3 separate regions of the Mus musculus genome follow, and all the other regions are linked to region 2. The links are chromatin loops, found by intact Hi-C in ENCODE. Cell type or tissue: left cerebral cortex. All regions are shown on one strand. Region 1 has its middle 270 kb from the start of Gm36569. Region 2 has its middle 270 kb from the start of Gria2. Region 3 overlaps Gria2 (glutamate receptor, ionotropic, AMPA2 (alpha 2)).

Region 1 (8,000 bases), 370 kb after region 2:
ATGCAGAACCATTCACTAAGAGGCAACAAGGACACGTATTTTAGAAAGCCTTCTATAAAAATATTTTTTATTTATACCCTTTAATATTTCTCTAAAATATGTATCTTGTATTTTAAAGAAGTATTTGTAAATGGCAGTTTATTGTTTACAAAATTCTAATGGTAGGCTTAAAATATATTGCCTATCATCCCTGTGTTGGACCATATAACCCTGAACCAAATACCAACAACGCTGTGAAAGAATACTTCAATTTCGGAGTCAGGGCTTTTGCTTTTGTGCTATGCTGCCCACACATAATCTCACATGTTTGAATTATACATTTTCATATTTACTTTCTCTATGATAGGACTTGATATATCCTCTATCGTGATTTTTGAACAGGGAGACCATGTATGAAAGATTGAGAACTGGTATGCCTTGATGAAATGTAGTGAAGGATGTTTCGGTCTTTACTCTGTAAGAGCTTTAACCCTGACCATTGGTCTCTGGAAAAGCTATAAAACAACTGCCACCATTTTCAGACATAGAAGGAATGGTGTGTGTGTGTGTGTGTGTGTGTGTGTGTGTGTGTGTGTGTGTGTGTGTGCACGCGCTCGCGCACACATATTCTCCAGTGCCATGCATGCAAGTCTTTATGTGTGTGTATTTATTCATCTGGAGACCAGAAAGCAAGTCTAGGTATCATTCCCCAGGAACCATCTGACTTGTTTGTGACTCATTTCGAGCAAACCAAGTATGCTAGCCTGGCTGACCAATGAGCTCCACATCTCTACTTCTCAATGTTGGGCTTATAAGCACATATCACCACACCCAGCCTTTTTATTTTCCCCCTTTAATGTGGATTCTGAGAACCAAATTCAGGTCATCTGGCTTATCCAGCAAGCGCTTTACAGGCTGAGCTGTTTCCCCAGCACCATTCTGGGAAGCCTTAGCTTTCATGCTCCTGTACTCAGGACTTGACTATACTAATTGACTTATTATTTTTCTCATAATAATGGAAACTTCAATGTGATATTTGCTGGATGCCAGATAGATCCAAGGTTTTCTCAGAGACCCTGATGAAAGGACAAAGGAAATATTAGATCAGGAGCAGAGTGGGTAAGTTCAAGTCTGGGACTGAAGCCAGTAGAAAGGAGTCAAGGTTGCCGTTTCTATGAATCCAACTTTTCCCCTGGGCTGTGGTTATCATTACTAATGCAGCTGTGTGTTAGGTATCCTGTGTTCTCTCGACCAACATTGTCTGATTCCAACGTTGTCTGATTTGACTTTCTGCTGACCTTGGCCGTTTTCCCCCTGCAAATAGTATATAAGAAGCTGTGTGTGCTGCTTAATAAACTTGTTTGCATAGGCCATCAACTTATGCAAGGCCTCCTGGTCACAGCTATTTGTTTTCGGTGTCTTCTCATCTCCAGTTCTAGCACCTTGTCATTCAGGACCCTTATTCCTGTAGATTTGTGTAATATCTTAATAGTTCTCTCTATATTTTTCATTTTATTTATGGTCATGTAATCATGAATCATATGAAGAAATAAAAAGATTCATAAACTTCTTCTCACTAAAAGTATGTTTAGAAGCACAAACATTTTTCCTATAACCCCCAATATAGAATTGGAGAGAATAGTTGTAAGGCCATCATATGTCTCTCACCCTCCACTGGAAGTTCCTGGCCCAGGGATGACCTCACTCTTCACAGTTCCTGGAAACCATAAAATAGAAAGCCCAGCAGAGAAGGAGACGGGGCACAGTGAGCTGAAATAGCACAGGCAATGAATCCTGTTCTATCTCAGTGTCTAGACCAGTAATTAGGTTAGATTCCATAAAGTTGTGGTTAGGAGGAAGGTATTGCCAAAGCATTTGGAAACTTAATATATATTCTAAAGGCCTTTAACCACATGGGGCCCTTGTTACTGTGGAAGAATCCCACAGCTTTTCCAAATGGAATATTGGACCAGCAGTTGTCAATGAAAACTAGAAGTTTATCAAGAAAGAGCTTGTCCCCTTATCACAGAGGTATGCCTCTCCAGTCTTCAGTATTGGTCTGACACTTCCTTCTTCAACCTCTGGCTAAAAATTTTCACATTATATACTGCTTGACCAAGTTTAAAACAAAATGAAGCTGTGTATGTGTCGACAGGCATCAAAATAAAGCCATTAACAATTATATGCAAGTCTTTATGTATCAACTTCCTCAACATTTACCTTTTTATTTTGGTGATGCCAAATAAGTTGTTTGATTTTAAATGATTATCAACTCTTAATTTGAATAGTAAAAAATAAATATGAGAACTTAATACGAAACTCAATCCCACATTGTAATTCTCTGTTGCCTATAATGCTAGAATCCAAAAGTTGAGTAAGTCCACATACTGAAACCTGTGTTTCTAATTCTTGTAGCAGTCAAGTAGTTAATCTGCTTTAGGCTCCCAATGCTCCCGCTCAAGAACTCTGGATTTGGGAATGCAAGACACACATGCCAGCCAATTTTGATATGCCTTGACTAGCTCAATGGTTGGGCACCTCTAAACCTCCCCACGCCTAGCACACACTCCCCTCTGGTATTCCTGAGTTAACAGCTTTTAAAATCTACATTTTATCTCTGCTACCCCATACACAATCGAGGAAGTGACCCCCTAGGGCCATTTTCCTGGATTCTTACATGGCATCAAACCTTTAAGTCTGCTCTCTTTTCTTCCCTGACATGGAAGTTCTCCTCTTTTTTCCCTCTCCCCTCAGTCCCTTGCCCATGCTATCTAAAAGTCCTGCCTCCATCTCCCTGCCCAGCCATTGGTTGTATGGCAGTTCTTTATTACCAATCAAAGCCAGCTGAGGGCAGAAATCCTCAGGTCTGGAAGTGCGGCTTTTGGGAGCCGAATTAAGACAAAGCATTAGAACTAATTCCCAACAAATTCTCACAGCATATATTTGAATATTACTAATCTTAAATGCTACAAATTTTATACACACACACACACATATATGTCTTAGAAGATGTCAATAAACATAGAGAAATGAATTTTACTGTTCCCATAATAGAATACGTTACTGACTCAGTAAAGATTGTTTAAGAGCAACATTAGGATCAGAAAACTTGTGAAAAAATGAATATATATATATATATATATATATATATATATATATATGTGTGTGTGTGTGTGTGTGTATATGTGTATATATATATATATATATATATATATATATATATATATTATCAGGAAGTTGTAATTTAAACTTCCTCAGTTGATAATGAATATAATTAACATAATATCATATGTGCATCTAGAAAGTTCTTCTTTATATACATATGTGTGTGGGTATAGTGTGTATGTGTGTGTATGTAGGTAGGTAGGGAGGGATGTATAGTGTGCCCATATGTGTATGTATGCACATCTGAAGGCATGGTACAGAGCCAGCAGGGCAATTGGGTACCTACCAGATCACTCTTGACCTCCTTCATTGAGACAGAGTCTCTCAGTGAGCCTGGATTGATTGCTATCAATTCCCAAGAATCTTCCTGCTTCTGCTTTCCTCCACACTATCATTACAGGCATTTGTGACCATACCCAGCTTTTTATGTGGGTGCTAGGATCTGAACTCAGATACTTATGATTGCTCAGCAAGTACTCTTGAACACTGAGCCAACTCTCCAGCACCACATACGTTCTATTTTACCCTCATTCTACTGATGAGAAATCTCATGCTTTCTGTTCCAATTTCCCAAGGTTATTCTCATAGTAAGTGAGATAAAATCTATCTCTACTGTCTGTGGGTGCCACCATCTTATGTAACAGAGTCACACAGGGCTGTACAGCTATCTTGATGTGTTCCTTTATCTTTGCTGGATTAAGACAGTACTTTCAATTTTAGCCATTCCAGTGGGTGTGAAAGTGTCACAGTGTGGTTTTAATTTGCATTTGTTATTCTCTTTATAGTTATAAATTTTGCTTTTTCGTATTCTGTAACCCCCAAATGCGTAGCTCCTGTTTTTGCCTTTAACATCTTCTATCCTTGGAAGCACAGGAAACCATGAAATAACTTTCAAGTTCATCTCATTTTAACTACTTTTAGAGTTCTATATTTATTTTTTTATGGAACTAAGTTTCCATCTGGTATCAGATTCCTTATGACACAATAATTCATTTCAATGTCTAGATAATGGAAATATTATTTAAAAATTATACTTGCAACTCTTTCAAAAAATTTCAAGATTCTCCTTCTTCCCTCTTAATTTGGGGAAGATTTTTTCATGCTTATATCTAAAGATTTTTCCCATGATTGTAATGAGTTGCCACCCTTATTTTCTGGCTTACCTGCCTGCACATAATCCTCTCTTGGCCTTATTTGTACTCATCTATAATAATTTTAACTCTCTCTCTCTCTCACTGCTTTTAAGATTTTTTTTAATTACTGGTCAGGAAATTGATGTTGATATTCTTGCCTGTGTATTGCTTATGCTTGAAACTCTCTGAGCCTCACATCACATCAGTAGATTTGTCCCTTTCATCAAATTTAAAAATTGTTTGTTGAAAGTCCCACTCTTCCCACTTCTTCTCAAAAGCCTAGAGTATTTTTATGAGGGTTTTTTTTTTCTCCCCAGAAGGTGATGGAGGTCTGACCATTAGGTTTTACATTTGTTTTTCTCTGTCCTTTTTATTTGAGAGCAGAGAGAAGGTGTTGCAAGAGACTTAGCCCATGGCCCTGTATATGCTTTCCCTCTGAGTTTCACTCCAGCCTGTCATGAATGTAAAACACATTCAAAACTGTTTTCTCTTTCTGCACTAATAGCCGTCAATTCAATCCAGTTACACTTTATTTCAGACCCTGGTTGGCTTGTTTGGTTGGTTGGGTGGTTGGTTGGTTGGGTAGATGGTTGATGGGTTAGTTGGGTGGGGGGTTGGTTGCATTGGTTTGTTTGTTTGGATTGGTTTGGTTTGTTGTTTTTAGTTTTTAAAAAGGTGATTTGTATTCTTCACTTCTCTTTTTGCCTCTCCTCTACCTTAGCAGATGGAGCATATTTGTGATGTAAGTTCTCATGCTCTCATGTTCTTGTCTGCCAAAGGCATCACATCTTCACTTCTGTCTCTATTTCTATACATGGAGGAAATATTTTCTTCCTCTTACATGATCCAGGGATTAAATATTGCTTATTTGACTGTGAATATTTCATGATACAGAGTTCCAGATTTGCTTTTATTTTCTGTGTGAGTGTACATCTCTCTCTCTCTCTCTCTCTCTCTCTCTCTGTGTGTGTGTGTGTGTGTGTGTGTGTGTGTGTGTGTGTGTGTGTGTGCATGCATGGGTTTGGAGGTGAAATGTTAACACACATGTACATGTACATGCAGAGGACATAACTTAATGTTGAGCATCTTTTTCAGTCAGTTTCTACCTTATATTTTTAATATTTGTGTTCTTGTGAATTGTAGGAAATGTATTAATGGTCTATGGTAATTTTCCTCTGACTGGAGTTATTTCAGACCCTATGTATGTACAGACTCATAATCAGCTAAACAGTCAAAAGTATTTCATCCATAGGTGTCCAGAATTTTCTCTGTTGGTAGCATCATTTCAATGTTCATAACTATGATGTGGATAGAAAGAAATTATTCATGGGTTTCCTTGATTTGGGTTACAGAATAGAAATTACCTCCAGTGAGTCAGTTGAAGAAGCCAGACAAAACTCGGTCTTTTATTGTTGTTTTTCAAGAATAACTGTCCTGCATTAATGTACAAATGGCCTGCAAAATGGTCCAATGGGTGAAAGTACTCATTGCACAAGCCTGAAAACCTGAGGTTGATTCCTGGAATTTACATGGTGAAAAGAGAGAACCAGCTACTAACAGTTTCCTCTGATCTCTACACCCACATCATGGCTTGGGCTCATCCACATCCCAAAGCACCTCTCTCTCTCTCTCTCTCTCTCTCTCTCTCTCTCTCTCTCTCTCTCTCTCACACACACACACACACACACACACACACACCATGTGCACATGCACACAATTAGACAGACAGATAGACAGACAGAATAGAGACATATCCTTTGTGGTAAAAACTGGCATTCGTTCTGATATCAAGTGTGCATGGTAGAAATTCTATGAGCTGAAACAACCTCTTAAACTTTCTATGTCTGAACACTTCACCTATTGGTAGGATGGAAATAACTTCCTCACAGTTGTGCTGAAGTTGCTAGATGAGTTAGTATATGGCACGCTCTTAGAAGATCAGAGGAGTGTGGGGGCACAGCAGCATGTGCCGCTTATGCCGGGTATCCCTTCACCTGCTTTCCAGAGTGATTCCTTCTCTCATGAGGCATAGGAAGGACTCTATAAAATTGAACTTCTCATTGCAGTTCAGAGAAGAAAATGTAGTGACAGTGGGTATAAATGTTTTTATATTTTTATGAAGAGAACTTATTTTGAGTTTTTGATAACTGGACATGTTTGCGAGGAAAAGGAGGAAATGACATATTTCTTCCATGTTAGATGCTGCTTACCAATTCCTCTCATATATGTATATATTTTAAAAACTTTTATAGAAGTAGGTTTCCATGTGACCCTTAGTGCCCCTTAATGTTAATTACCTCCCCCTCTATTCCCTCTCTTAGCTCCATTTCCCCTCAACAACTGTATTTAATTCTCCTGTTTCAGTCTGCTCCAATTATTCTCCATTACTACATATTCAATTTCTTCCTTTTTGGAAAACTGCGCCCTCACCCCCATCCTTTATTTTATACCTAACCTCCATTGTTATGCAGATTATAGCATCCCAATAAAGGGGTTAACATCAACAGATAAGGGATAGTATGCCTTATTTATCTGTTGGGGTGTCAGTTACTTCACACTCAATGATTTTTTTTTCTAGCTCGATCCACAGATGTCAGAGACCTACTCGTTCTAACAGGCAAGAGTCTCATAAAAATTATACATAGATAGTGTTTAAAATTCAGTTTATTGTGGAATATCTTATTTTCTCCATCTATAGTGATTGAACGTTTTTTCTGGGTATAGTAGTATGGGCTGGCATCTGTGGACTCTAAGTCTGAAAGATATCTGTCTGGGCACTTCTGGCTTTTAGAGTCTCCATTGAGAAGTCAAATATAATTCTAATAGGGCTGCTCTTGTACATTATTTGGTAATATGTAGTTCTCTCTTTTTTGTTGTTCTTTACATTTAATGTTATTATTATTATGCAGAAAGTGGACTTTGTATCTCAGTCTAATCTATTTGGTGTTCTGTATGCTTACTGTATCTTTATGGACATCTTCTTTAGGTTAGCAAAATGTTCTTCTGTGATTTTGCTGAAAACATTTTCTGAGCCTTTGATCAGAGTTTCTTTTACCTCCCTCTATCTATACCTATTATTCTTTGGTTTGATTTTTCAGTGTCCCAGAGTTCCTGGATGTGTTGTGTCAGAAATGTTTTAGATTTAACATTTTCTTTGACTGATGTATCTATTTCTTCTATTTTATCTTTAAGACCTGAGAGTCTCTTTCCCATCTCCTGTATTCTGTTAAAGCTTGTTGCTATGGTTCCTGATTGAATTGCTATTTTTTTTTCATTTCCAGAATTCTCTTAATTTGTGTATTCTTTATTGATTCTATTTCTAACTTCATGTCTTGAATGGTTTTTTTAATTTCCTTACACCTTTGTTTGTGTTTTCCTGGATTTCTTTAAAGGATTTATTAATTTCCTTTTTAAGCACTTCCATCATATTCATAAAGGTTGTTTTAAGGTCTTTTTCTTGTGGTTGAAATATGATTCAGGGCATGCTGTTGTAAGATAGCTGAGTTTTAGTGAAGATATATTACCCTGGCTTTTATTAACTGTGTTTTTGCACAGGTGTCCGGGTGTCTGGGTTTGTGATAACTAAAGGTCTAGGTGCCTATTTCTGGGTTTATCTTTGTTAGGTGGATATTTGTTCCTTGGTTTCTGTGACCTCTGGATTTTCTTAGAGCATGACAGCTGTGAATTTCTTGTGATCCTGTCCTGTTCAACTGGTTTATGTAC
Region 2 (8,000 bases):
AATACTACATACATAATACACAGTACTTATGCACCTTAAAATACATTAAAAGACTAGGCCTTATGTGAAATATTCTTTTAAAAACCAAAACGCCCATAAAAATTATGAACATGAACAATTTGGAACTATTTGGAAATAGTTTTGATTGGGATAAACACACAAGTATTTATGTGTATAGGAATTTATCAAAATGTACACATTAACTATCAATCAAAATTTAATAAGATTAAAAGAAAAGGAAAATTGACCAGTGGTTTCTAACACAACTCCTTCTGAGGTCTAAATTTTGTAAGAAGAGACTGGTTTTTATGGGAACTTTCCCACACACCCTAGTTCTAACAATCTACTATAGTAACGTTAAAGTTATTCAGTTCTGAATCCAAGCCCCATGCTCTCAGCAAAATATATTCACAGATACCTTAACCATACAGCTATGCCCTATTCTATCTAGATCATAATTAAATAACCCTACATTCTGCCACATGGAACACTCAATGTACATGTAGCCACAGGATGGTTAAATTCCTAAAAGAGGAAAAAGGTAAGGTCACAGAAGTGCATAAAGCAGGTGTTATTTAATGACATAGCTAAAGACCATTACAAGATGGACAAAGAGAAGAATAGGAAAGGAAGACTTCTGTAAGTCCATGGATCTGTGGCAAAAGAAAAAAAATACTTAACTGTGTTGGGAGAATATCTTGTATATTGTATGGATGCATCAACTGTCAATTAAAAAGCCTATGGCCTATGGCTTAGGCAGGAAATGGGAGGTAGGACATCTGGGAAGCAGAAAGAATTCTGGGAGAGATACAAGCAGGAGATTTCTGAACAAGATGTGAAGCAATGGACACATGGCATCTGAGAAAACATTTCTTAACATCTCAGTCCTTCATCACATGGTTCATTGCTTTTGAACAACAAAAGCAAGAACATCACAGTGGGAATCATGTGGCAGTAGCCAGCTGTTTATCTCATTCCAGAAACACAAAGGAAGAGGAAGAGGCTGGATCATGCCCCAGTGACCTATTTCTTACAAAAGGCCCCACCTCTGCACGTTCCTACCACCTCCCAAGAGTCCATTATGCCATGGGTCCATCAATGGAGTAATCTATCGATAAACAGAATCTGTCCAGAAACAACCTCCAAAACCCTATCTCTGAGGACCACTACTCTGGGGACAGTGTCCATGAAGACCACTACTCTGGGGACAGTGTCCATGAGGACAGCTGCTCTGGGGACTGTGTTCATGAGGACCTCTACTCTGGGGACAGTGTTAGTGATGACCTCTACTCTGGGGACAGTGTTTGTGAGCTCTGCCATCATAGCAGCTTCTTAACTGTTTCCACTTGTTGAGAAATAAGAGCTGGAAATGTCACACAAGTTGCTTAGGGAAACTGGAAAAAGGACAGTGTCACAAATGCCAGCAAGAGGACTAGTAAATTTTATTTTAGAAAGATAAAGTCAGGAATTAAACACAGACCCAAATTCCGGGTAATGTTACTTACTCTTAACAACTATGTAGTTAAAAATACTATACTTTGAAAACTCATTTTCTTTTCTCTTCTGATTCTATAAAAAGTTGATTCTTACAAAGCAATCAAATTTTAGAGCAGACCTATGAATTACTGATGATAATGGCGTGACTTTGGATGTTTAAGCACAAATGAAATATTCAGAAGTTAGCTGCTGGTAAAGGTTACACTGCAGGAATTTTACAAAACCTTTTTTTTTTAAAGTTACAAACAGGAAAAAACATAAGTTTCCTTTGACTTTCTTCAACCTGACTTCCACACGCATAAATAATTCAGAGTCACTGTCACATATGTTGATACATAGCTGCAGTCCTAGCACTAGGAAAGCTTAGGCAGGAGAATCAGAATTTCAACACAAACCTGGGATATACAGAAAAACCCGTGTCAAAATAAAAAATTCGAAGTAATTCCTCAGACTGGTGGGAGAGCACGTGTTTATCATAAATGAGACCCTAGTTCAATCTGTAACACAGAAAATGAGCGATTGATTGAATTCATAAAGACAAGCTTCAAAATGTCATCCTGACATCGTCTCACATCTGGAACAATAATTAGTTCATTTTATTACTAAAAAACAAGAAGAATAATGTACCTTACAGTGAGCAGAGGAGCTAAGCTAATGACACATTTATTTATTATTTGGGATATTGTGCTGTATAAAATGGATTGTGATTTCTCCTTTGAAGTTTGTTTCTTGTCTCTAGAAAATGTTATGTAAATTAAATCAATTGTAAATGTCAGTATTCTTTGCAGTGTTCGAATATGCTTCCTGGGGAAAACCAGGAAATATCTCCACTGAAAAATACATAAATTTTTCAAGCATGAGAGATATCAAATTGAAGATATTTTGGCATTGATTTGGAAAATCAGAACAAGGAGTATATAACAGAAACACATAAGCCAATGGAGTTAGTTGAAGTTCTGTAGCTAGTTGGAATTCAGTCTGGGAACAATGATGACTTTTTAGCGGTCCATGGAAACTATCACCAGGAGTACACCTGACCTGAGTCCCTTTGAGTATCTCAGTGACAGCTCCAAAATTCTGCATGACTCATTCTCCAAAGACTAAAGTCATAAACTTCATTTAATATAAATAACCTGTCAAAAGACTAACTTAGTGAATCTAATAATAGGGGACTCAGATGTCAAAATGGTTCAAATGGCAATATTTAGGATTCTGCATGCTCTACAAGACAAATCTAATCATTGTATCACCAGGAGTAAGTATTACCTACAAAACAATGGACAGTTAACGTTCACATTGGGATCAATTCCTTCCACTTACATGGTATCTCTTTTAAAAAAAATTAAACATTCCAGGCATACAAATTAATTCCTAAGTTCCAGACTGGAAGATCAGTGGGTCCTCAGTGCATCTAATAGTGGATATCCAGCATTCTACTAAAAGACCTCAGCCAACCGTCTTGCCTTTCCTTCATTTTTCTTCCCACTCTCTTCCTCTACTCTACTCCTACCCCTTCCCAGATTTTACACAGAATTCCAAGCTTTAAATTTTTTTTTCCTAAAAGTGCCAGTGTGATGTAGTCAAATCGATCCAACAGATATGTTGTCACTAAACTGTGATTCTACCTTTTAGAATGAAAATACACTAGTATTACTTGGCAGTTTCTCGGGTTACTGTGGTTTATTTATTTATATAAATGTTATTTCTGTATCCTATAATGTCAATGGACATCAGTCTTTAAAAGGTAAGCAAGAAGAAAGCTATTGATACTTCCGATGTTCATTTTTTCACAACAGAGAGCTAGGAATTGATTTATATCCGAATTTAAGATACAACATTCATCACATTGCACTATGTCCTCTTTCTCAGAATAAGAACTTTTGCATTGTTAGGGGAGGTTATCGACAAACCTGAGAAGCTGTGTTTACTCACCTATTTTGCAGCTTAGGTTACTGGTAGCTAGTTACACAGATAGAAACAATTGTTTCAAGACAACATCCTAAAATGTAAGCTAAAGATGTAAGTTAAAAAACTAAGAGCAATCTGGCCAGAAATTTCTTTTTTCTTCAAATGCAACAACAACCAAAAAAAAGAGCTTGCGACTTAAGTAAGAGCATTAGAGCAGTCAACCCAGTCCTAGACTGCCTATCTCTGGATTCCATATAAAGAATAAAAAATAAAAGGAAAAAATAAAACTTTCCCTTGCTTAAGACAGTGCTCTTCGTTCTTGTGTATCAGATGAATGCCATTTCTAACTTATCCAGGGCTATATTTCGGTGTCACTGAGTTATCCACTTCCTATGACTCACCAAACACATTTTAGAATAGAAACTCTTATTCCGAAGTGAAGAGCACTGGATGTAAGAAACTAACAGATGGTAGGGTAAATGGCAGATACTTGGAACAGATACCAAGTCTGACTTGGCTCTGCTGCAGTCCTACATAAGTGTTCTAACTCCCTCACAGGCAGCTTGGCCAGTTTCCTTTTTGTTATTAACTCAACCCTTGGTCCTCAGCAGAATCTGATGTTGCATTATGTTCAACACTCAACAACAAAATTCCAACGAAGAATTCAGTAAGCTCTTTCCATGGGGCTTCCACCTTAACATGTTTTATTCTCACTCAGATCTTTCAACCAGCCAAGGTTCAGGGAAAGTGGTGTAAAGATGCGTCATTGTCAGATCAAGGGGTATGTGGGCCAAGTTTGTTATGCTGTTCCTCCTTCTCTCCTTCCAAAGAATAATCTTGATTCACCATCCACACTTGGTTATATTTCATCCACATATATTATATTTCAACATTGCTCACTAGAATACAGAGCCTCTGAACACAGACAACCTTAGATAACTTAGGTTTCATTGTTGTTGTTAAAGCTAACATTGTTGTGGTAAGTGCTAGATGCTTACTCACAATTTAGATACAATCTGAATATTCTGTATTTAGTCTACCTGGTATGGTTATACATGATACTTCTGTTCTATCTAGAGTTCTCACTAGAAAATACCAAGATATTTTGCAAGACCACACAGTGGGTGATATTTTAAATTATATCAGAGAACATTCTTTATTGGATATTTTCTTTATTTACATTTCAAATGTTATCCCCTTTCCTGGTTTTCCCTTTGAGAACACTCTCCCCCTATCCCTTCCCCCTCCCCCTGCTCACCAGCCCACCACTCCTGCTTTCTGGCCCTGGCATTCCCCCACACTGGAGCATACAGCTTTCATAGGTCAAAAGGACTCTCCTACACTTGATGTTCAACTAAGCCTGCACATGCAGCTGGAGCCATGAGTCCCATCATGTGCGCTCTTTGGTTGGTGATTTAGTCCCTGGGAACTGGGGATATTTGCTAGTTCATATTGTTCTTACTCCTATGGGGCTGCAAACCCCTTCAGCTCATTGGGTCCTTTCTCTAGCTTCCTCATTGGGGATCCTATGCTCAGTCCAATGGATGGCTGTGAGCATACACCTCTGTATTTGTCAGGCACTGGCAGAGCTTCTCAGGAGACAGCTGTATCAGGCTCCTGTTAGCAAGCACTTGTTGGCATCCACAACAGTGTCTGGGATTGGTAATTGTAAATGGGATTGATCCCCAGGGGAGTCAGTCTCTAGGTGGTCATTTCTTCAGTTTCTACTCCACACATTGTCTCTGTAACTTCCATGGGTGTTTTGTTCCCTCCTTCTAACATGAATAAAAGTATCTACACTACGGTTTGTGAATTGTATCTTGGGTATTCAGAGCTTCTGGGCTTCTGGGCTAATATCCACTTTATCAGTGAGAGCATATCATGTGTGTACTTTTGTGACTGGGTTACCTCCTTCAGGATGATATAAACCAGATCCATCCATTTGCCTATGAATTTCAAAAATTCATTGTTTTTAATTGCTAAGTAGTACTCCATTGAATAAAAGTACCACATTTTCTGTATCCATTCCTCTGTTGAGGGACATCTGGGTTCTTCCCAGCTTCTGGCTATTATAAATAATGCTGCTATGAAAATAGGCAGCATTTGTCCTTATTATACATTGGAGCATCTTCTGGATATATGCCCAGGAGAGGTATTGCTGGGTCCTCAGGTAGTACTAACTCCAAATTTCTGAGAAACCGTTAAACTGATTTCCAGAGTGGTTGTACCAGCTTGCAATCCCAAGAGCAATGGAAGAGTTGTTCCTCTTTCTCCACATCCTCACTAGCATCTACTGTTACCTGTGTTTTTGATCTTAGCCATTCTGACTAGTGTGATGTGGAATCTCAGGGTTGTTTTGATTTCCATTTCCCTAATGATTAAGGATGTTGAACAATTTTTTAGGTGCTTCTCAGCTACTGGGTATTCCTCAGTTGGGAATTCTTTGTTTAGCTCTGTACCCAATTTTTAACAGGGTAATTTGTTTCTCTGGAGTCTAACTTCTTGAGTTCTTTGTATATATTGTATATTAGCCCTCTATCAGATGTAGGATTGCTGAAGATCTTTTCCCAATCTGTTGGCGGCCTTTTTGTCTTATTGACAGTGTCCTTTGCCTTGTAGAAGCTTTGCATTTTATAAGGTCCCACTTGTCGATTCTTGATCCTACAACACAAGCCATTGGTGTATCAGAGAACATTGAATCTGTAGCAGACTCTTTCACTAGGCTGTTACTGGATGATAATGATATCATTGTTAAATTCATGCTTTATTAAATTTCAAAACCTCCCTTAAAATTCCACCAGAGAACTCCTAAACCTGATAAACAGCTTCAGTGAAGTATCTGGATATAAAATTAACTCAAACAAGTCAATGGCCTTTCTCTACACAAACAATAAAAAGGCTGAGAAAGAAATTAGGGAAACAGCACCCTTCTCAATAGTCACAAATAATATAAAATACCTTGGCATGACTCTAACTAAGGAAGTGAAAGATCTGTTTGATAAGAACTTCAAGTCTCTGAAGAAAGAAATTAAAGAAGATCTCAGAAGATGGAAAGATCTCCCATGGTCATGGATTGACAGAATCAATATAGTAAAAATGGCTATCTTGCCAAAAGCAATCTACAGATTCAATGCAAATCCCCATCAGAATTCCAACTCAATTCTTCAAAGAATTAGAAAGAGCAATCTGCAAATTCATCTGGAATAACAAAAAAACCTAGGATAGAAAAAAAAAAAAAAAAAACTCCTCTCAAGGATATAAGAACCTCTGGTGGAATCACCATGCCTGACCTAAAGCTGTACTACAGAGCAATTGTGATAAAAACTGCATGGTACTGGTATAGTGACAGACAAGTAGACCAAGGGAATAGAATTGAAGACCCAGAAATGAACCCACACACCTATGGTCACGTGATCTTTGACAAGGGACTAAAACCATCCAGTGGAAGAAAGACAGCATTTTCAACAAATGGTTCTGGCACAACTGGCAGTTATCATGTAGAAGAATGAGAATTGTTCCATTCCTATCTCCTTGTCTTAAGATCAAGTCTAAGTGGGTCAAGGAACTCCACATAAAACCAGAGACACTGAAACTTATAGAGGAGAAAGTGGGGAAAAGCCTTGAAGATATGGGCACAGGGGACAAATTCCTGAATAGAACAGCAATGGCTTGTGCTGTAAGATCGAGAATTGACAAATGGGACCTCATAAAAGTGCAAAGCTTCTGTAAGGCAAAAGACACCATCAATAAGACAAAAAGGCAACCAACAGATTGGGAAAGGATCTTTACCTATCCTAAATCAGATAGGGGACTAATATCCAATATATATAAAGAACTCAAGAAGGTAGACTCCAGAAAATCAAATAACCCCTTTAAAAAATGGGGCTCAGAGCTAAACAAAGAATTCTCACCTGAGGAATACTGAATGGCTGAGAAGCACCTGAAAAAAAATTTCAGCATCCTTAATCATCAGGGAAATGCAAATCAAAACAACCCTGAGATTCCACCTCACACCAGTCAGAATGGCTAAGATCAAATATTCAGGTGACAGTAGATGCTGGCGAGGATGTGGAGAAAGAGGAACACTCCTCCATTGTTGGTGGGATTGCAAGCTTGTACAACCACTCTGGAAATCAGTCTGGGGGTTCCTCAGAAAATTGGACATAGTACTATCAGAGGACCCCGCAATACCTCTCCTGGGTGTATATCAAGAAGATGTTCCAACTGGTAAGAAGGACACATGCTCCACTATGTTCATAGCAGCCTTATTTATAATAGCCAGAAGCTGGAAAGAACCCAGATGTCCCTCAACAGAGGAATGAATACAGAAAATGTGGTACATTTACACAATGGAGTACTACTCAGCTATTAAAAAGAATGAATTTATGAAATTTCTAGGCAAATGGATAGACCTGGAGGGCATCATCCTGAGTGAGTTAACCCAATCACAAAAAACTCACATAATATGTACTCACTGATAAGTGGATATTAGCCCAGAAACTTAGAATACCCAAGATATAAGATACAATTTGCTAAACACATGAAACTCAAGAAGAATGAAGACCAAAGTGTGGACACTTTTCCCCTTCTTAGAA
Region 3 (8,000 bases), 170 kb before region 2:
GTTTTAAATGTTAGGCTCCTGGAGTAAAAAGTTGATCACACATATCTAGAAATGCAGACAGAAAAAGAATAGCTTGCTGAAAATTCCTGTGCCACGTTGAAGGATACATACTCACACACCTCGATTCACATCAGGTTATAATTATCTCAGGCTTCAAGTACTTAATTATCAGTATTTGTCACAAATCACCAATTGCTATTGTTTATGTTACAACATGAATGATAATTACCTGTATCTCTTCGGATAAATAAATCCCACTTTTGCTAGTGTGTTATCATTAACATTTATAGCCAAGATGTTATGTGTCTCTTGGGGAAGTTCAATTTGATCTGGAATAAACACTTTTGATTCCAATAATAATCTTTACTAGTTAAGGGAGTTAGTTTTTGATGATAATTCATTGAAATGTTAGTTTTTGTGTTCTTGGAAAATTATAAGCAATTAATTTCATAATGAATATAAGCATTTCAAGCTTTCTAAGTGTTTTAATATCTTCCACTGGCTGAGAAGAGGGAAATATATCATTTAGGCAGAGATTATTATATGCTTATTTCTGAGAGCCAGTTGCTGTTATGGTACTGCATTACAAAAATCACATATAAAGAAAAATTAACTGAACTATGTAGATCTTTTAAAAAGAAAAATCTTAACTTCATATTCACAGTGGATTCTCTTTATGGCATCCCTGAATTAGAAAAAGAATCTAGTTATATTTGCATGACATGAGTGAAGGAGCGTATGGTCCTAAGTAAACAGTTAACCACTGACAACAATGGGGAAGGGTCAGCCTCTCATCTCTCATAGTTACCTTGTTTAGATTAAATATATGAAGATCAGTTTCTAACAATGAGGAAGAGAAAAATAACAAGATTTGGGGTCAGAGAGCAAACATTCTCTTCCATAGAACACTAAATTGATAGTTTAGCTTTGGAAAGACCTCTGAGTCAGGGTTCTAAGTAAAATGTGCCTGGTCAGCACTCTATCTTTTCTCTCTCCTCTCTCTCTCTCTCTCTCTCTCTCTCTCTCTCTCTCTCTCTCTCTCTCTCCATATATATATATATATATATATATATATATTCAGACAATTTTTCATTTTTATCAAGCTTGTTTCTTAAGAAGAATATTTTCTTCTGTGCTTTCATTCTTGAGACAAGGCTTGCTACATTGCACATACAATAACACTTATTTCTTAGAAAGAAACACAGGTTTTTAGTTAAGGTATTTTCCTTAATATTGATTTTTTTAATTAACATGTAAATATAGTATATACCATTAAAAATAAAATGTATTTTTCTTTCTGCTTATGCACCATATATATTTAAAAATTATAACTAAAACATGATATTGCCAGTTTAATGACCATTTTAAGAAAAGAATGAACACAACTATCATATTTTGGAATGCAGTAATGACCACTGCAGATCAGAACAGTAGAGTGGGTTAGTCTCTTTTTAAAAGAGCTAAAAATTAACAGACCACTTAGAAACTCCTTTTAATTATTTTTGAAAGTGCAGCAATCATCCCTTTTCAAGTAAAGTCTACTATGGACCTCCATTAAGGATGTTGAAAGAACATATTTGAATTACAGTCTAGGATGATTTAATGAATTCAGTGACTATAACTTGTCCAAAATTACAAAAGAAGAAGGAGAAGAAGAAGAAGAAAGAAAGAAGAAAGAAGGAGAAGAAGAAGAAGAAGAAGAAGAAGAAGAAGAAGAAGAAGAAGAAGAAGAAGAAGAAGAAGAAGAAGAAGAAGAAGAAGAAGAAAAAGAAGAGGAGGAGGAGGAGGAGGAGGAGGAGGAGGAAGAAGAAGAAAAGTTTCAGGTCTCTTCATAGTAAGATATGTTTTGAAATAGAAATTAGGAAAGAATATACCATAGTGATTTTCTTCACCTTGCCTTGTTATATTCACAATATAAATCCTAGGCCCCTTAAACATCATTATTTTATGCATATTAAGAAGAAATGACAGTGCTTTTACATTTATATTCTTCACCATATGTGATCTAAAGTATAACTTTTGATTTTGATTATGGCAAATTTCATCAACCCTCCTTTAATAAAACTTCACTAGAACCCCCAGAAAAATTAATTGTTGCTTTTAAAACAGTTAAAAATAAATGATAAATTCTAAAACTTTTCTATATTTTAGAGTTAATGCAATTAAAGTAATATTGAAATATTTAATCTCAATATTTTTAAACACTGTATTTAAAAAAAACAGATATCTACTAGTATTTACTTCCTGGCTAAATAGAATAACATATAATCATGATTCTTAATCATGTTGGACATTGGTACAGTGCCAGATTCATTAAAAAATATTCAACATTAGTGTTGAAGGACCCATGCAACTGGGCTCCAAGTCTGCCCTCTTAGTGCAGGGCACTAAGATGTGTCCTGAAATTATTGTGCTGCATGGGTAGATAGGATACACCTGGAGTGTGTCTGTGTCAATATCAGGGTTTTCTAGAAGCAAAGTTTGTAAAATACTTGATCCTGATCCCACGTGAAAAATATTTAAGCTTTCCATTCCTACTATTTAAATATTTTCATTTTATTGTGACTTTGTTATGGAGGCTCACTTATATACTTTCAGTTTTTTTTGTTTTAAGCAACAGATATTCAAGATATTGTAGTTTGGGGAACAGGAGTTTCCTTTTGTATTGAGTGAGTGGCTTATTCTACCAAATTCCACAATTTCATCCTGTGTCTAATGTATCAAAGGATGAACTTCTTAATGCTAATTGCCAATAAGTTTAATTATGCCCATAAATTGCCCAATTTTCATGTTTTAGTATTTTAGAAATACTACTTTGAATTTCTCAAATATATACAGAATCCCATAAAATGATTTAAATAACATGGTAGATGCCTACTGTTACATATATAGCTATATTATTATTATTATTATTATCTCCTTCAATATTTAAAGTAAACTATTGGAAATCCATTAAGCTTCTAAAGACACAATATATATATTTATAGTCATATAAATGCTGCTGTCTCATTATAGTTCACATTAGTAAATTTATACCTTTTTAAACTTTAAAACATCTAATCTGTTTTCTTTGAGTTTTCTTTTTCTCTTAAGCAGGAAGCACAAAGGAACAGGGTCAGAGCAGTGCACACCATTAAAGCATTTGATTTATACTCATTAAGAATTTTGTTTTATTTTAGTGTCATTTCATTTGTCCATTTCTTTCCTGTACTGCATCGAATACCCATGTGTTTGCACGCCCAAAAAACCTAATGGAACTGGGTCTATTTGTGGGGTTGGGGTGAACTGTGTTAAAGAGACAGTTTCTTTCATGTTTAAAGCTACATTTATGATATAAATCATTTCTTAATATTTGTTTTGTTTGAACTTAGCTAATGTTCTTAGGTTCTCTTGTTTGTGCATATTTATTACAGGAGTAGACAAAGTATTTTGCATATTAGATCAATTAGTTGTATGTTTGTACAATGAAGTTTCTTTCTTGTGGAATTTTACACCAAGTATTTGAGTACATTATGAGAGACTCCCAAGAATGGAGTTTAAGTCTTTGGGTACATCCACAGATCTCAACCTCATTATTCTGTATTCCTTGCCCAAAAAATGAGTAGTAATTTCTAGTTTCACTAAATGAAAAGATATATTGCAAGCTATAAGGTAAACTCTTCTATAAGTGACTACTTGCATATGAGTGTAAACTTCTTTCATATTAGAGCATTCATTTCGCTTTACGAATCCATTTCGTACTTGTTATCAGATCTCTCTCTGGGCGCATTGTTGGAGGTGTGTGGTGGTTCTTTACCCTCATCATCATCTCCTCCTACACGGCTAACTTAGCTGCCTTCCTGACTGTAGAGAGGATGGTGTCGCCCATCGAAAGTGCTGAGGATCTGTCTAAGCAAACAGAAATTGCTTATGGAACATTAGACTCTGGCTCCACTAAAGAGTTTTTCAGGGTAAGTGATTCTTATTTTTAGTTTCTGTGTTGTTTTCTAAATTTAGCCCCCATAAATTATTCCCACCCCCATTCTTCCCATGGCCCATGAAAGCTGATGTGTGAGAAGGACCAGCTGTCTCTGTCACTGTTTCTGCTCTGGTTCTGTCTCTATCTTAGACCTTCCATGCCTTCTGATCTCCAACTATAACCGTGCTTCCATGTATCCTTATTCTTAATTTCTCAGAGGAAAATGCATAATGATGCTATACAATCTGAATTTTATCAAAAGTGATAAACATTCTATGGGATCAAAATTGAAACAAAATACAGTATAAGTTATTACTGTTTTCTAAAGAAAGGGTACTACATATTTCTTTCATGTTTTATAAGCACAGTTATGATAACCGTGCTTAGCTACCATGCATGATTTTGTCATGAATAGACACGTGCTTGCATCCAGTATGCTATTTCAAAATTAAGAAGCAGGTAGGAATTTTTGAGGAAATTCTTCAAAGGAAAAGTCCTCAACATTGTAACATTTAAAATAGGCAATACAATTACAATGTGTGTATTAAGTGTAGGTTAACTTTATCTTTTAATCCATTATAAAACATTTGATGATAGAATAAGTTTCTTTCATGTTTGCATTGTGTTTTCAGAATAGCTCATTCTACTAATATGTTTTCACATAGCTAATGTATTACGTAACCCAAAAAATATGACAAAAGATGATCTGATAGTTACCAAATACCTTTGAACGTATATCAGTGTGTGAGATGTTGGCCAATCAGCAGTAAGATAAAGGCAAAGACCTTCAACTTGTTAAATGTCAGAGCAGTAGATTGTGATTTCTACACTCTCCTGCATTTCCTGTGTTATCTCTTGCTGATTATCTTGAATTGGGGCCATGTTGGAATGGGAAGAAATGTGCTTGGGAACCTCGCTTTATATAACTAGTCTAGTATAGTTCTAACAACTGTACTTTTAACTAGTAAGTATGCTGTCTTCTGATGTAGTCTATTAAAACTACTGTTATATAGCCTGCTAGTCTAAGAGTGATTTTTGACACACTTGCCACTTCTGTTTCTATTTGATAATGGGGTCACCTGATGTAAAACGATAAATGACTTCCTTTCTTGTTTATCACAGTGGGTTTTTTCCCAGGATGCTGTAACTTTCCATCTGGAGCCATAGTGCATCATTCCTTCTTGCATGCTTCAGTGTAAAGAAATTCTGTCATGGATTACATTTAAACTAAAAACTCCAATCCACTGAGTGTCATGTAAAATAGATAGATCAACACATAGTTAATTTAGACCCTTTAAAGACAAAACAATTTTTTTGTCAACAATTCCCATTAATCCTCAGTCATTAGCTGAGCATAGTTGAAATTTTACATTTCTGAGATAGAAGGAATTTGCAAAGGAAAGGTGTGCTTCTCTTTGTGAGATTCATAATCACCACGCACACTGAGTTTATGCTCTTCTTCAACTGTCCTTTACCTATGGGGAATTTGAGTTTTCGTGACTGGAGCATTCAAGGCAGGCTGAAAGCTAACCACATTTGATTGTTATGGTTGCCAGCCAACCAGGAAGAGGGAACAGAGGAAGTGGGCTTTCAGACTGAAGATGTGCTGGTGTGCTTTCTTCTCTGGACACCTGCTTTATTGACTACCTGACCAAACTCCCAGTGAAAGATCTAATTACCTGTGGGAGAAGGATAATTGCCCTTCTTTGGATTATTGCTCTAATATAACATTTCCTTTTCTTTTTGTATTAATCACACAAAATTTTATTCATTTTATTTATTTCTATTGAATATTTTCTTTATTTACATTTCAAATGTTATCCCCTCTCCTGATTTCACCCCTAGGAACTCACTATCTCATCCCCCATCCCCCTGCTTCTATGAGGGTATTCCCCTACCCATACACTCACTCGTGCCTCCCCACCCTCTAATTCCCCTACACTGGGGCATCAAACCTTCAGGGGGCCAAGGGCCTCTCCTCCCATTGATTCCTGACAAAGTTATCCTCTGCTTACATATGTGGCTGGAGTTATGGGTCCCTCCATTTGTACTTGAAAGGCCATCCAGAGACTGCTCCACCTGGGGATCCATCCCATATACAGTCACCAAACCCAGACACTATTTTGGATGCCAAGAAGTACATGCTGATAGCAGCCTGATATAGCTGTCTCCTGAGAAGCTCTGCCAGAGTTTGACAAATACAGAGGCAGCAGCTCACAGCCAACCATTGGGCTGAGCACCGGGTTCACAATGGAAGAGTTAGAGAAAGGACTGAAGGAGCTGAAGGGGTTTTGCAACCCCATAGGAAGAACAACAATAACATTTTCTAATATGACATGATTTCATTGCGTTGCTAGCTTTACGTATTTTTGTTCTTTAATCTTGGAATTTTATTAATTCTGCTAGAACGACTATGAGTAACTAAGACAATTGTCTGTTTCTATGACAGAATGCTTTAAATCCAGGTTTGAGATAAATAATTTGAGAAGTAAGGACACAGTCCAAATCTTAAATAGTAGATAAAGAAATGAAAGAAACATTACAATTTAAAATGAATATCCATTTCTAAACAGCAATTTGGATCTTTTACAGGTGCACCTAATTTTTATTATAAGTTTTATAAAATAACTGTTTCTGTAAAAGTAACTAATATTGAATTTCTAATTTATGATGATTTCTTTTTAACTTTTGTGATATTAGCTGTTTCAGTCAAAGCCTTAAGTACTTTTAGAGTTCAGATAAATAATTAAGTATTAAGTCAGCTTATGTTAATATTACTTTATTGATGCCAGTGTGTCCATAGTAGATTTAGAAGTGTGACATAAGCTCTAAATTTTCTAATTTAATCTCTGTATTCTACTCATTCACTAATATATTAACATCAATATTCAGTTGATGTTTCAAGAAAGGGAAAGTGGAGTCAGATCTAGTAAAAACTGAGAGGTGTGGACCTGGAACTGTTCTCTATGGGCTGGCAAGTTTTCTCTCTATGGATCCCAGTATGCTGTCGTGACCTGCTATGGATTTGCTAATCATACTTAATTAGAGTGCCGTTGTAAGGTACCTATAATTAGGAGGGAAATGGGATTTCAAATATAAACTACTATTTTTAGAGTTTCAAATTTTGATAATTTCCCCTCATTAAAATAGGGCAGATCATAGTTCTATAATTTTCTGGAAAATGATTTTTTTGCAGAACCTATGTTTGTCATATTCCCACAGCAAGTTAGAATCTAGAGCAGGCTTTCTCTTTGAGCCAGCCACAGGTCTGTCAGTCCACAAAGGACAATGATTGACTTGCAGAAGGGGAGCAAGAGTTCCTTCCCACATGCCTCATGCCACATGCCCCAAGTCCTTCTCACTGTAATCAAGCCATTTCCTCAAGTTGTCACTTGTGAGAGGGCAAGACACACTGTTCACTCTCTGACCAAGTGGTATGTGTTAGTGCTGTTAGTCTCAGGAAAAAAAAATGGTCTAAGTAAAGTTTCCCTATCTCTTGAGTAAGTAGACTAATTATTCTAATTTGTAAATGGCAGAATTACTCTGATCTTAGTTCATCAGACTACAGAGTTATTACTCAATATCATAGACATGTTTTAGTTTACAAACAGTATAAATTACAGATGTGTAGGATCGATGCAATTGTTCTTCGTTAGAATGAAAGAATTAGTTTGAAACTTGCCTGATTCTGCATATGAGAGTGTTTGTGTGTCTCTCAGTGTGTGTCATGAGCGTGTGCATTTCACACTTCAATAATCATGGTTACCAGAGATTTACAATAACTGAGATTATTCCTAAATCCAAACAAAATGTTTTGTTGCTATGTTGATGGCTTTAATGACACCTATTTATATTTACATAACTATTGTCTGAGCTTGGGAAGTAGGTGCCTTTAATGACAGCTATTTGGGAATGAGAAAATGAGAATGAGAGAGTCACAAGTTTGAGGTCTACCTGGGTTGCAGAATGATTTAAAACCAGCCCAGGAAACTTAGGGAGACTTAGATTTGAAATAAAATTGCACAGCAGGGGTCACTCCCTA

The links. Peaks named below come from ENCODE experiments on the same cell type or tissue, not always from the same donor. Only the 100,000 strongest peaks of a DNase experiment are listed, where the experiment ranks them.
Region 1: it touches region 2 in a loop (12-fold over the local background); 4 of 42 quality-filtered maps call a loop at or near these places.
Region 3: a loop joins it to region 2, with 6 times the contacts of the local background. A loop is called at or near these places in 2 of 42 quality-filtered maps.

Annotation. Positions count from the first base shown.
Region 1 is chr3:80,156,441-80,164,440 of GRCm38, reverse strand. No RefSeq gene overlaps it. Among named protein-coding and RNA genes, the nearest start is that of Gm36569, 270 kb to the right of the region's middle. In left cerebral cortex, no CTCF peak of the experiment used is centred here; DNase peaks (open chromatin) are centred at 2,662, 3,809, 4,882 and 6,228; H3K27ac peaks cover 2,784 bases.
Region 2 is chr3:80,530,084-80,538,083 of GRCm38, reverse strand. No RefSeq gene overlaps it. Among named protein-coding and RNA genes, the nearest start is that of Gria2, 270 kb to the left of the region's middle. In left cerebral cortex, no CTCF peak of the experiment used is centred here; DNase peaks (open chromatin) are centred at 3,951 and 4,901; H3K27ac peaks cover 4,197 bases.
Region 3 is chr3:80,698,408-80,706,407 of GRCm38, reverse strand. It overlaps Gria2 (glutamate receptor, ionotropic, AMPA2 (alpha 2)), which reads left to right. Exons shown (of 16, transcript NM_013540.4): 12 at 3,752-3,950. Among named protein-coding and RNA genes, the nearest start is that of Gria2, 100 kb to the left of the region's middle. In left cerebral cortex, no CTCF peak of the experiment used is centred here; DNase peaks (open chromatin) are centred at 3,982 and 6,050; H3K27ac peaks cover 1,804 bases.